Linked DNA regions of Homo sapiens: all the other regions are linked to region 3. A link is a contact called in ENCODE Hi-C or POLR2A ChIA-PET data. All regions are on one chromosome and are shown on one strand. The core of a region is the stretch at or near the end of the contact, and the rest is flanking DNA. Distances in the headings are between cores, read along the strand shown.

Evidence for each region. A loop is a pair of places that touch in the nucleus more often than their neighbours do. ChIA-PET counts read pairs that join two places held with the same protein, here RNA polymerase II (POLR2A). Pooled maps may share reads with other maps.
Region 1: a pooled map shows a loop between it and region 3 (9-fold over the local background). The contact joins the enhancer-like site here to the promoter of SUB1 in region 3. A Hi-C loop is called at or near these places in 4 of 50 pooled maps. POLR2A ChIA-PET finds 5 or more read pairs at or near these places in 3 of 52 experiments (K562, OCI-LY7 and activated T-cell).
Region 2: a loop to region 3 is called in a map with no recorded cell type, with 8 times the contacts of the local background. The contact joins the enhancer-like site here to the promoter of SUB1 in region 3. A Hi-C loop is called at or near these places in 7 of 37 single-sample maps with no recorded cell type and 3 of 50 pooled maps. POLR2A ChIA-PET finds 5 or more read pairs at or near these places in 1 of 52 experiments (activated CD4-positive, alpha-beta T cell).

What each region holds. Positions count from the first base shown.
Region 1 is chr5:32,018,615-32,021,790 of GRCh38, reverse strand. All of the region lies in intron 6 of PDZD2 (PDZ domain containing 2), which reads right to left. Among named protein-coding and RNA genes, the nearest start is that of MIR4279, 84 kb to the right of the region's middle. RefSeq lists enhancers at 1,267-1,376, 1,397-1,446. Within about 2 kb of position 1,395, at least 7 of the 41 ENCODE cell types and tissues checked have a DNase peak (open chromatin) inside an H3K27ac peak, as active enhancers do; they include OCI-LY7, where a contact is called at or near this core.
Region 2 is chr5:31,989,019-31,992,536 of GRCh38, reverse strand. All of the region lies in intron 3 of PDZD2 (PDZ domain containing 2), which reads right to left. Among named protein-coding and RNA genes, the nearest start is that of MIR4279, 55 kb to the right of the region's middle. Within about 2 kb of position 1,656, at least 2 of the 41 ENCODE cell types and tissues checked have a DNase peak (open chromatin) inside an H3K27ac peak, as active enhancers do.
Region 3 is chr5:32,583,493-32,586,982 of GRCh38, reverse strand. SUB1 (SUB1 regulator of transcription) reads right to left here and starts at 1,426. Exons shown (of 5, transcript NM_006713.4): 1 at 1,358-1,426. RefSeq lists silencers at 843-1,112, 1,153-1,252.

The sequences.
Region 1 (3,176 bases), core at 146-2,645, 570 kb after region 3:
TTTCAAGGGGAAATAAATTTGAATATCCAAACAAAAGCTTTACCAACAAATTTTGGAAAACACCTGCCCATTAACAAACCGGGAGCTGACGTTCTGATTTTAAGTGCTAAAATGTGAGAAACAGGTAAGACTGGCAATCAGAGAAAGGAGAGACTACTGAAGGCGTGGAGGAGTTAGAAAGTCTCTGTCAGGAGGCCAGATGCGGTGGCTCATGCCTATAATCCCAGCACTTTGGGGGGCTGAGGCAGGTGGATCACTTGAGGTCAGGAATTAAAGACCAGCCTGGCCAACATGGTGAAACCCCATCTCTACTAAAAAATACAAAAATCACCCAGGCATGGTGGCAGGTGCCTGTAATCCCAGCTACTCGGGAGGCTGAGGCATGAGAATTGCTTGAAATCAGGAGGCTGAGACAAGAGAATTGCTTAAACCCGGGAGGCAGAGGTTGCAGTGAGCCGAGATCATGCCACAGCACTCCAGCCTGGGTGACAGAGCGAGGCTGTCTCAAAAACAACAACAATTAAAAAAAAAATCAAGGCAAGCAAACAGTAACGGTAGGGGGTGGGGTGAGGAGTTTGTCCTAAATCGCTCCATTTCTTTGTGAAATTTCTGCCCTGGATTCCACAGGGGAACTTCTGACCTCTTGTATTTTGCTTTATTTCTCAGGCTGTGTGCTACCATGTTGCATAAGATGTGGCTAAAAAGAGGAAAATGTAAAAAAAAAAAAAAAAAATTCCAAGTCTTCAATGCACATGAAGTCTTTAAGTAAGGTGGGGTTTTTTTCCCCCCGGCACCCAATGCCCATTTATCTAACTCATCTATGCATCGTCGAAGATCATTTTGTTGGCCAGGTGCAGTGGCTCACTCCTGTAATCCCAGCACTTTGGGAGGCTGAGGTGGGCAGATCACTTGAGGTTAGGAGTTCAAGACCAGCCTGGCCAACATGGTGAAACACTGTTTCTACTAAAAATACAAAAAATTAGCCAGGAATGGTGGTGTGCACCTATAGTCCCAGCTACTTGGGAGGCTGAGGCAGGAGAATCGCTTGAACCTGGGAGGCAGAGGTTGCAGTGAGCCGAGATCGCGCCACTGCACTCCAGCCTGGGTGACAGTGAGACTCTGTCTCAAAAAAAAAAGAAAAAAAAAAAGATCATTTTGTCATTTGCCTATAATCCAGCACAATAACTGAAACTGAAACTAAGTGAGGATCTCCTGTTCCTCTTAAGAGTAAGATTCTGACAGTGCAGCAACATTATCTACATTACAGTCTCAGAAGACACATCTCAAGGATTTTTGTTACCTTAGAGGCTCAGCGAAGCTCATAAACAGAGTTATCCTGAGATACATGATGCAAAAATGAGCCACGTTACCCTGTTCCCACTTCGTGTGGTTATTGCCATAATTTTGTCTATGGCAGAAGAAATTTTTATTTCAGTTTCATTTCTGAACAGCCATCTTCCTTTGAGTCTTAATATATTCTATTTTGGCTGGGCATGGTGGTGGCTCACGCCTGTAATCCCAGCACTTTGGGAGGTCAAGGCAGGCGGATCACGAGGTCAGGAGTTTGAGACCAGCTTGGTCAACATGGTGAAACCTTGTCTCCACTAAAAATACAAAAATTAGCTAGGCATGGAGGTGGAGGTTGCAGTGAGCTGAGATTGTGCCACTGTACTCCAGTCTGGGTGACAGAGGATGACTCTGTCTCAAAAAAAAAAAATTAAATTAAAAAAATATATATATATGTGTGTATATATATATATTCTACTTTACATTTCAGCTTGTGGACCACAGACATAAACCCCTTAAGGACATATAAACTGAAATTAACCAAATAGGAGTGGTACAAATAAGAGGAAAATTTGGAACAGGGGTGAGAAGCCTTCTTGGAACACTAATGAAATGCGCAAAGACAGGAAGAAACTTACCTCCCGTGAGAAAGTCATTACATGACTTCTACATATTATGTTCATAAAAGAAATTAACTTCAGGGCCAAGAAACTTTATTATATGCTCCAATGATTCATATTTTATTTTCATTGAAATCTGAAAGAATTTTTCAAATCCAAAGAACGATAATAAAGTTGATTGCATACTAAGGAAATTTTTTTAACTGTATTTCCTAATGCTCCATGCTATGATGTCAGTCTTTCTAGGCTGAGAAGCCATCAAGCACGCCTAACGTAGACATAAAACAAAACAATCTAAAACACGGTAAGACCTACATACATTCTACTATTTTCCTTCCACACCCCAAGGGATCATCTGGCTTCTCCTCTGGGTGTGCCTATTCTATTATGGAGACCACTGCTCTTTGAGGATCCATGTGAAATACAATATTTGCTTTTCTGGCTGGGAAACGTGGCTCACGCCTGCAATCCCAGTACTTTGGGAGGCTGAGACGGGAGGATTGCTTGAGCCCAGGAGTTTGAGACCAGCCTAGAAAACATAGGGAGACCCCGTCTCTACAAAATATACAAAGAAATTAGCTGGGCATGGTGGCATGCAACTGTAATCCTAGCTACTCAGGAGGCTGAGGTGGGAGGATCTCTTGAGCCCAGGAAGTCAAGGCTGCAGTGAGCCATAATTGTGCCATTGCACTCCAGACTGGGCAACAGAGTGAGACCCTGTCTCAAAAAAAAAAAAAAAAAAAAGCTTTTCTATGCAAATGACATGAGCTGTTTACTTAGAGAACTGCAAACTCCTTAGATAAAAATGCAGCAAGGCCAGGTAGCCAGTTGGAACAGGCCCCTGAGAGTGTGCCACAGGATTCAAACTTCAGCAGTTTTCCAGGCAATTCATCTCGCCCAAGTAACTACTCTTATCTCCTTTCTTCCTCCACCCACTTAAATAATCACTTCATCTTCTTAAATATAAAACCAAACCAAACAAAAACCACCCCCAAATGTAAATCTTATTTTCTCAGACCAGCAATCATTGCAGTCTCGTCTTTCCTATCTTGCTCTGGCAATCCGACATAAGGCATTGAGTTTCAAGCAACCTTTTATACGTCCTGTGCCAGCTGAAGTGTTGCTTAAGGAACGTCTAAGTGAACTGAGACCTACTTGGGAAGTCCCGGGCTGAGGTTGGGGAGAGAGAGAAGTTCAGTTTGGGACAGTGGGGAGAAAATGCACAACTCAGGGAGCTGTGGATTGGCATGTGTGGCCGCCTGCTGCGGG
Region 2 (3,518 bases), core at 407-2,906, 590 kb after region 3:
TAATTTTTAAATACTTTTAGAAGTAGGACATGTGACAAGAAACATGCAAAACGATGTTCATGGGAATACAATATCAGCTCAAATGTATATATATATATACTGACAGAAGAGTTCAAGACACTTTCCATCAAGAGCACCCACATTTCCACTCCACTTGCCTGCCCCCAGCCCCAAACCACAAAACTCGTTAAAAATAAAGTCATGCAAAACACTTAACAAATAAAACTGGCTTCAGAGGGCAGAAATCACTAATCTGTAATACAGCCCCCAACTACACTACTCAAGAAACAGACCTTCTTTTTCACTTTTATCCGATAACATAATTTTTTTTTAATTGAAAGTAGGAGATAGGAGGGGAGTGTCCAAAGAAATTAATGCAAGTTTCCTCACCTTGGAATTTCTGATCATCTAATGAAGGGAGTTCAGAGGACTACAAAGGAAGACACAAGCAACAAGAAGTAAATGTTAGCAGTTTTTTTTGTTGTTGTTTTGTTTTTTTCTTTCGAGACAGGGTCTCACTCTGTCACCTAGGCTGAAGTGCAATGGCACAATCTTGGCTCACTGCAACCTCTGCCTCCTGGGTTCAAGTGATTCTCCTGCCTCAGCCTCCCGAGTAGCTGGGATTACAGGTGCACACCACCACATCCACTCAGCTAATTTTTGTATTATTAGCAGAGACAAGGTTTCACCATATTGGCCAGGCTGGTCTTGAACTCCTGACCACTGGTGATCTGCCCACCTCGGCCTCCCAAAGTGCTGAGATTACAGGCGTGAGCCACCGTGCCGGGCCCACAATTGTCAGTTTTAAAGGTATTTGCCTACAGCAACGTTCAGTAAAAAATAAATCAGTGTCTGATATTTACTAGGCTAAAACTTGTACTGGCCAAAATCTAACAGGCCAACTTAAATATAACGATATTAAGGATATTTCCAACTGCCTCCTTAACAATTCCACTTGGGTATCTGATATACACCTTAGTACAATCAAAACTGGACTTTTTTCCTCTCTTACTCCTGGCTTTCCCATCTCAATGCAAACAGCATTATCCTCTACTCAGGCTAAAGATGATCCACAAGCCAAAAGTCCGTGAAGTATCTTTGATTCCTTCTGTTTAATCTCCCACATCTGAACCACGAGCACCATCTGTAGAGTCTACTTCCGAAATAGATGCCAGATCCACCGACTTTGGCCTTCTCCTCTCCCTAACCTCCCCCGTCAAAGTGACCAGCATCTTTAGCTTGGGTGACCACAATAGCCTCCAGTTTGGTCTCCCTTTTAAATTTCACCTCCTACAATCCATTATCCTCCATCAAACATCCAAGGGGAAGGTTTAAAAAACATAGGCTGTGATGCACTCAGCATAAGCCCTCCAACAACTTCCCACAGGACCGAGAATAAGGTTCAAACTCCAAGGTGGCATATGCGAACCTCTGTAACCAGCCCTGCCCACACCTCCTGAATCATCTCCTGGTGCCCAGTGTCTTTCTCATGGAACACTCTGTCATTCCTGCCTGAGGGCAGATGCTTTGCTGGTTCTTCCCTGGGAACATTCTGCCCCGGATTATGCAGGGCTGCCCTTTTCTGACACTCAATCCTCAGCTCAAACATCGCCTCTTTACTGAGATCTTCCTGCTCTGACACCCAACATCAACCAGCCCCCTGCCCATGACACTGCCCGGCCAGCTTTCACTTCACCCTGTTTTATTTCATTGACTCATCAGCTTCTGACACTGTGATTTGTGGATTTGCTTATTTATTGTTTGTGGTATGCTATAAATGCTGTGAGATAAGAACCTTGTCTGTCTTGTTTACCAACTAGTTCTCTAGCAATTAGAACAGTGTCTACCACATTATAATATCCCATAAATAGCACTGAATGAACAAATATAGAATGTTTATCCGCTAATCTTACAGTTCCATGATGGTCCTTGCGACTGAGGTTAAGAAGCTCACACAGATGGGAGATCTGTCTGTTTGCCAGTGTTCATTGTGTGAACCCTGGTCCAGTTGGAGAGACCGAGTTCTGCAACAGACCCTGTCTAGACAGATGGTTTGGGCATTTGTTTTCTTTTACATTAGCTTAAAGGGCAACAAGACTTTGTCAGCCTATTGAGAAAAAGCCAAACCCTGAAAAACTGGATGCTATGGACTTCTGCACTAATGTTGTTGGAGTGTTACCCTTTCCTGTAAACTGCCAATTACTGCGTGAGTTCACACATGTATCCCTTCACTGAAGCCAACGAAGGGATTTATTTACCAAAACAGGAGCGGTACATTAAAGGGAGCTGTCTCACAGCATTTAAATGACCTCATTACTGCTGGAACCAAAAATAAAACTTTATAACAGCAACTTTGCCCCATATGTGAGAAGACACAATCCAACCAGAATCTTGCTGCCGTAAATACTCCGGCGCTAGTTGCAAACCTTTTCTGAAACCGTTTGCTTACCCCTTCTTATTCAGAATGATCAGTAAGAAATGGGTGAGCATAATGTCAGAGCTGGAAGTCCCTTAGTCATCAGACCAAAATGCTCAGTTTATAGGTGAGAAAACAGAAGGCCAGAGAAAGGCCGCAGCAACCTGAAGGCCACAGTGCTGGGGATGGCAGAACTGAGGCAGGAACTTCAGGGTCCCATCTCCCAGGACTAGTATTCTTGGGGCCTTGATTAATAAATACCTACAAGGCACTGAGCTAAGACGGGAAACAAAGACAAAGAAGGCCCCGCCCTGCACTATTCACAATAGCAAAGATACAGAATCAACCTAAGTGTCTATCAATGGCTGACTGGATAAAGAAAATGTGGTATACACCAGGCCAGGTGTGGTGGCTCATGCCTGTAATCCCGGCACTTTGGGAGGCCGAGGCAGGCAGATCACTAGAGGTCAGGAGCTCGAGGCCAGCCTGGCCAACATGGTAAAACCCCCTCTCTACTAAAAATACAAAAAATTAGCTGGACATGGTGGCGTGTGCCTATAGTCCCAGCTATTTGGGAGGCTGAGGCAGGAGAATTGCTTGAACCCAGGAGGCAGAGGCTGCAGCGAGCCAAGATCGCGCCACTGCACTCCAGCCTGGGTGACGGAGTGAGACTTCGTCTCAAAAAAAAAAAAAAAAAAAGAAAAGAAAATGTGGTATATACCACAGAATACTCCTCAGCCATAAAACAGAATTAAATCATGTCTTTTGCAGCAACATGGATGGAACCAAAGGCCATTACCTTCAGTGAAATAACTCAGGACACAAAGTCAAATACTCCATGTTCTCACTCATAAGTGGGAGGTGAACAATGGCTGTCCGTGCAGAGTGGAATAACAGACACTGGAGACTGGAAAACGGGGAAGCAGGGTGAGAGCTAAAAAATTATCTATCAAGAAAAATGTTCACTATTCAGGTGATGGGCACGTTAAAGCCTGAACTTCATCACTACGTAATATATGTGTTGAAGAAATCTGCACCTCCATCCCCCAAATATATAAAACATTTTTAAAAAATCAAAGGCTTTGCTCTTAAAGTCTACTGG
Region 3 (3,490 bases), core at 177-2,676:
CTAGCTCTCTAGATGAAACTTGCATTAGCACTGACATTGCATATGTTCCAAAATAGGAGGTCAAGGAAAAAGAAGTGGGCCACCCCAATCCTAGCCATTAAATTCAAAAAGCTCAATCTGATTTTAACTGGTAATGTCTTCAAGGGTAAATTCAGAAGGGAAAAGCAATGTTCATGACCACGTTTTATCCGTTTTTCCTGTTTCTGCTCCATTTTGCAACCTCATCTCTAAAATCAATTTAGTTAAGTTTTTTATGCTAATTAATACGACAAAAAGATATTTTTTAAAAAGGTAATTAAATTGAACATAATTTTTCACTTTGAAACTGTCGATCATAACTACCGTCTGTTATCAAAAACTGCCTGGGGGCCTAAGAATTTTTCAAAGAACCACCTGGTACTCAACCCAAAGAAGTCCACTGGAGAAGAAAGGTAACGGTAACTAAAACCAGCCTCTAAACTTTTAACAAATATATATTTACCTTAATGAGCCTGTTCCAATGTGGGGGTGGGGGGAGAAGCAGCTTGTAATTCAAGTAACTGATACTGAAACCACTATTGTAGAATTTATACAAAACGCAACTTTAAAAAGAGAAACGAAATCTTCAGCCTTTGCTGATTGAGGGAAAGATCAGAAAAAAACGAGGTGAAAATGAACCAGGACTGAAGGGCACACGACTTCGGTATAACAGGAAGGTGACAAGCACAAGACCAGGGAAGGGGTCGCGCGGCCCCAGCAAGCCGCTAGAACCCCGTGGCTAGCAGCCGCTCGGGCGAGGGGAGACAGGTTGGTCGGAGGGGGCGTGGGAGGCGGCGAAGTGCGGAGAAGACGGCGTGGGAAGGGGCGGGATTTGCACCAAGCGCCATTTTCTTCTCTCGAAGCGTTCCCTCCCCCTGCACATCAGCCGTTCTTCCCCCGGCCCCCTCCCGCCCGCATCCGCTCTCCCAGTCTCCAGAGCGCCCCGCTCAGGGCGAGGGGCGGGGGAAGAGTAGGTAACCGCACGCGCCCCACCTAGGCAGGCCGCCGCCGCATTGTCCCGGGGACGCCGCGACTCTCTCCCCGCGACTCCTCACTCCCCGGCCGCCCTCAATCTACCGCCCCGGGCCGCAGCGCCCGCCGCCTCGACTCGGCTCCCCGGGGACAGGAGTCTACCGCGGAAGGGCCCACAGCGCGTCAGGCGTGGAGTCAGAAACGGAGAAGGGGGCCGGGGACGCCGAGGGGAAGGGGGAGGTAAGGCAGAGCCGCCATTTCCCGCGGCCATTGCCGGCGAGAGGAGTGGAGGGCCGAAGGCAGCTCACGGCCCGGCTGGGAGGGTGGGGGCCCCGAGGAGTAGGGGTAGGGGGTCCCGCGCACTCACGCTTCGCTCGGCTCTAGCAGTCGAACACCCTCTTGGTCGTTCGCTCGCGACTGACAGAGAACCGGAAGTGACGGCAGCCAGGAGACGCCGGCCCCGCCGCGCTGGGGCTGCGGTCACGTGATGGGGCGTGGCCTCCCCACAGAAACCAACACTTAGACCCTTTCCAGGGCCTTAAAGGGACCGCGTCTCTTCCTAAATGGGTGACGCGAAAGTCAGATGTTGGAAGATTACATCTGACCCTTGAGAGAATGAAAGAGCTAATATCCTTCCTGTAGGAGATAGCTTAAAAAAAAATTAAAAAAAAGGAAAACGCCAATAAAACATGAGTGACAAGCGCCAAGCTTTGCGTTTGTTCAATAAATGTTTACTCTAATGAAGCGAAGGGGTCATAATGAAAAAGATCAATACTCTGGCCCATTTTCCCAGAAATGGTCTTCCTACCCCACTTCACCCACCTCAATACATGCCTCTGCCTCCTAAAATCCAAAGGAAGGAAGCTAAAGTCACAGCGTTTAATTCCAGAAAGTGCAAGAAATCTTTGGAGTACTCCTTATTCCTGTATTGAAGTCCTGGAGATGTAAGGGAGTTCACAGAAGGCAAGAGGAATCCATATACAAGCAGGAATATAGCTAAAAGATTATTTGAATATGTATTTGAATGAATACTTCCTACAGCTAAGAATCAATATAAAGGCATATCTATTAACAAAGATTTATCAAGCACCCACTACGTGTCAGACGCTGCAGGAGGCAATTTACATTACTCATCCTAACAAGCATGTTCCAAAGCAGAAATGACTGTTCTCTCCATTTTATAGACGAGGAAACCAAAGTTAACGCCCTATGGAGAGGATATTTCCTGTTACAGCTGAAGCGTGAATTGTCCTTATGTTCTCTCCCTCCAGACCCTATTTTCCTGCCTCAGGTAGAGGAATGGTATGGGATTTTACAAAGTAGAGGATGGAATCCTGTCGAAGCTCAGAATTGCACATCGGAGATGCCACAGAGGCTAAGGAAGGGCAGTGGGTTGCAGAAAGGGAGGAGTGTTTGGATCTACATATGGAGCAGTTAGACCTGTGGTTCCCACCCATCCCACCCTTATAGGAGAAGAGAGTTATATATTCCCTGCAAACATTAAAGCTGGGAGCGGAATGTGTAATGGGGTTGAGACGCAAAGAACACAGCGGATGGAATCAAAGTCTGAACACTAAACGTGAAAGCATCCCCCACACGTCCCTTTCTAGAATTACCTGACTTTTAAAGGATTAAATGCTGACAAAAATACAAACTAATCCCTTAGTTTGTTGTGAAACTCTCCATCATAATGAAATAAAAGAAGCCATGAAAATAAACACTGACATCAGGCGCGGTGGCTCACCCCTGTAATCCGAGCACTTTGGGAGGCCGAGGCGGGTGGATCGCCTGAGGTCAGGAGTTCGAGACCAGCCTGACAAATATGGTGAAACCCCGTCTCTACTAAAAACACAAAAATTAGGCGGGCGTGGTGGCGTGTGCCCAGCTACTCAGGAGGGTAAGACAGGAGAATCATATGAACCTGGGAAGTGGAGGTTGCAGTGAGCTGAAATTGTACTACTGCACTCCAGCCTGGATGACAGAGTGAAACTCCGTCTCAAAAAAAAAAAGAAAAGAAACACTGACATTATGCATTGTCATGGGACACTGCGCAGCTCCACACCTAGCTAAAGAAATGCTTAATATTCAAGGTAAACCACGTACACTTAAACTAATATGGTATCCCCTCCATCTGCAACCCTTCCTGCTTTAACAAGTTTTCATTCAGTTTCTGTGTCACTGAGGGAACCTGGGCAGTGTGCCTGCTGTAGGTTTGGGTTTCGGTTCTCTAAGCGTCGGAGGTGGAGAGCTGTTAAGGAGGTATGCATTTTTAGAAGTAGGGAGACCTGAAACTTTGCATGCAAATTTGTTGGCTCAATTTTCCTGGGTGTGGTACTTTGTAAAACTAATCGAAAATCCTTGATCCTAAGCGTTGCCCATTTTTAAAAGGTAAACATAACTCAAGAAAATAAACAAAAATAATTTTTTACATAGATGAAAGAGGAAGGAAACTTTTTTATTTTAAACAAAATAGGGGCCAGGCGTGGTGGCTTATGCCTGT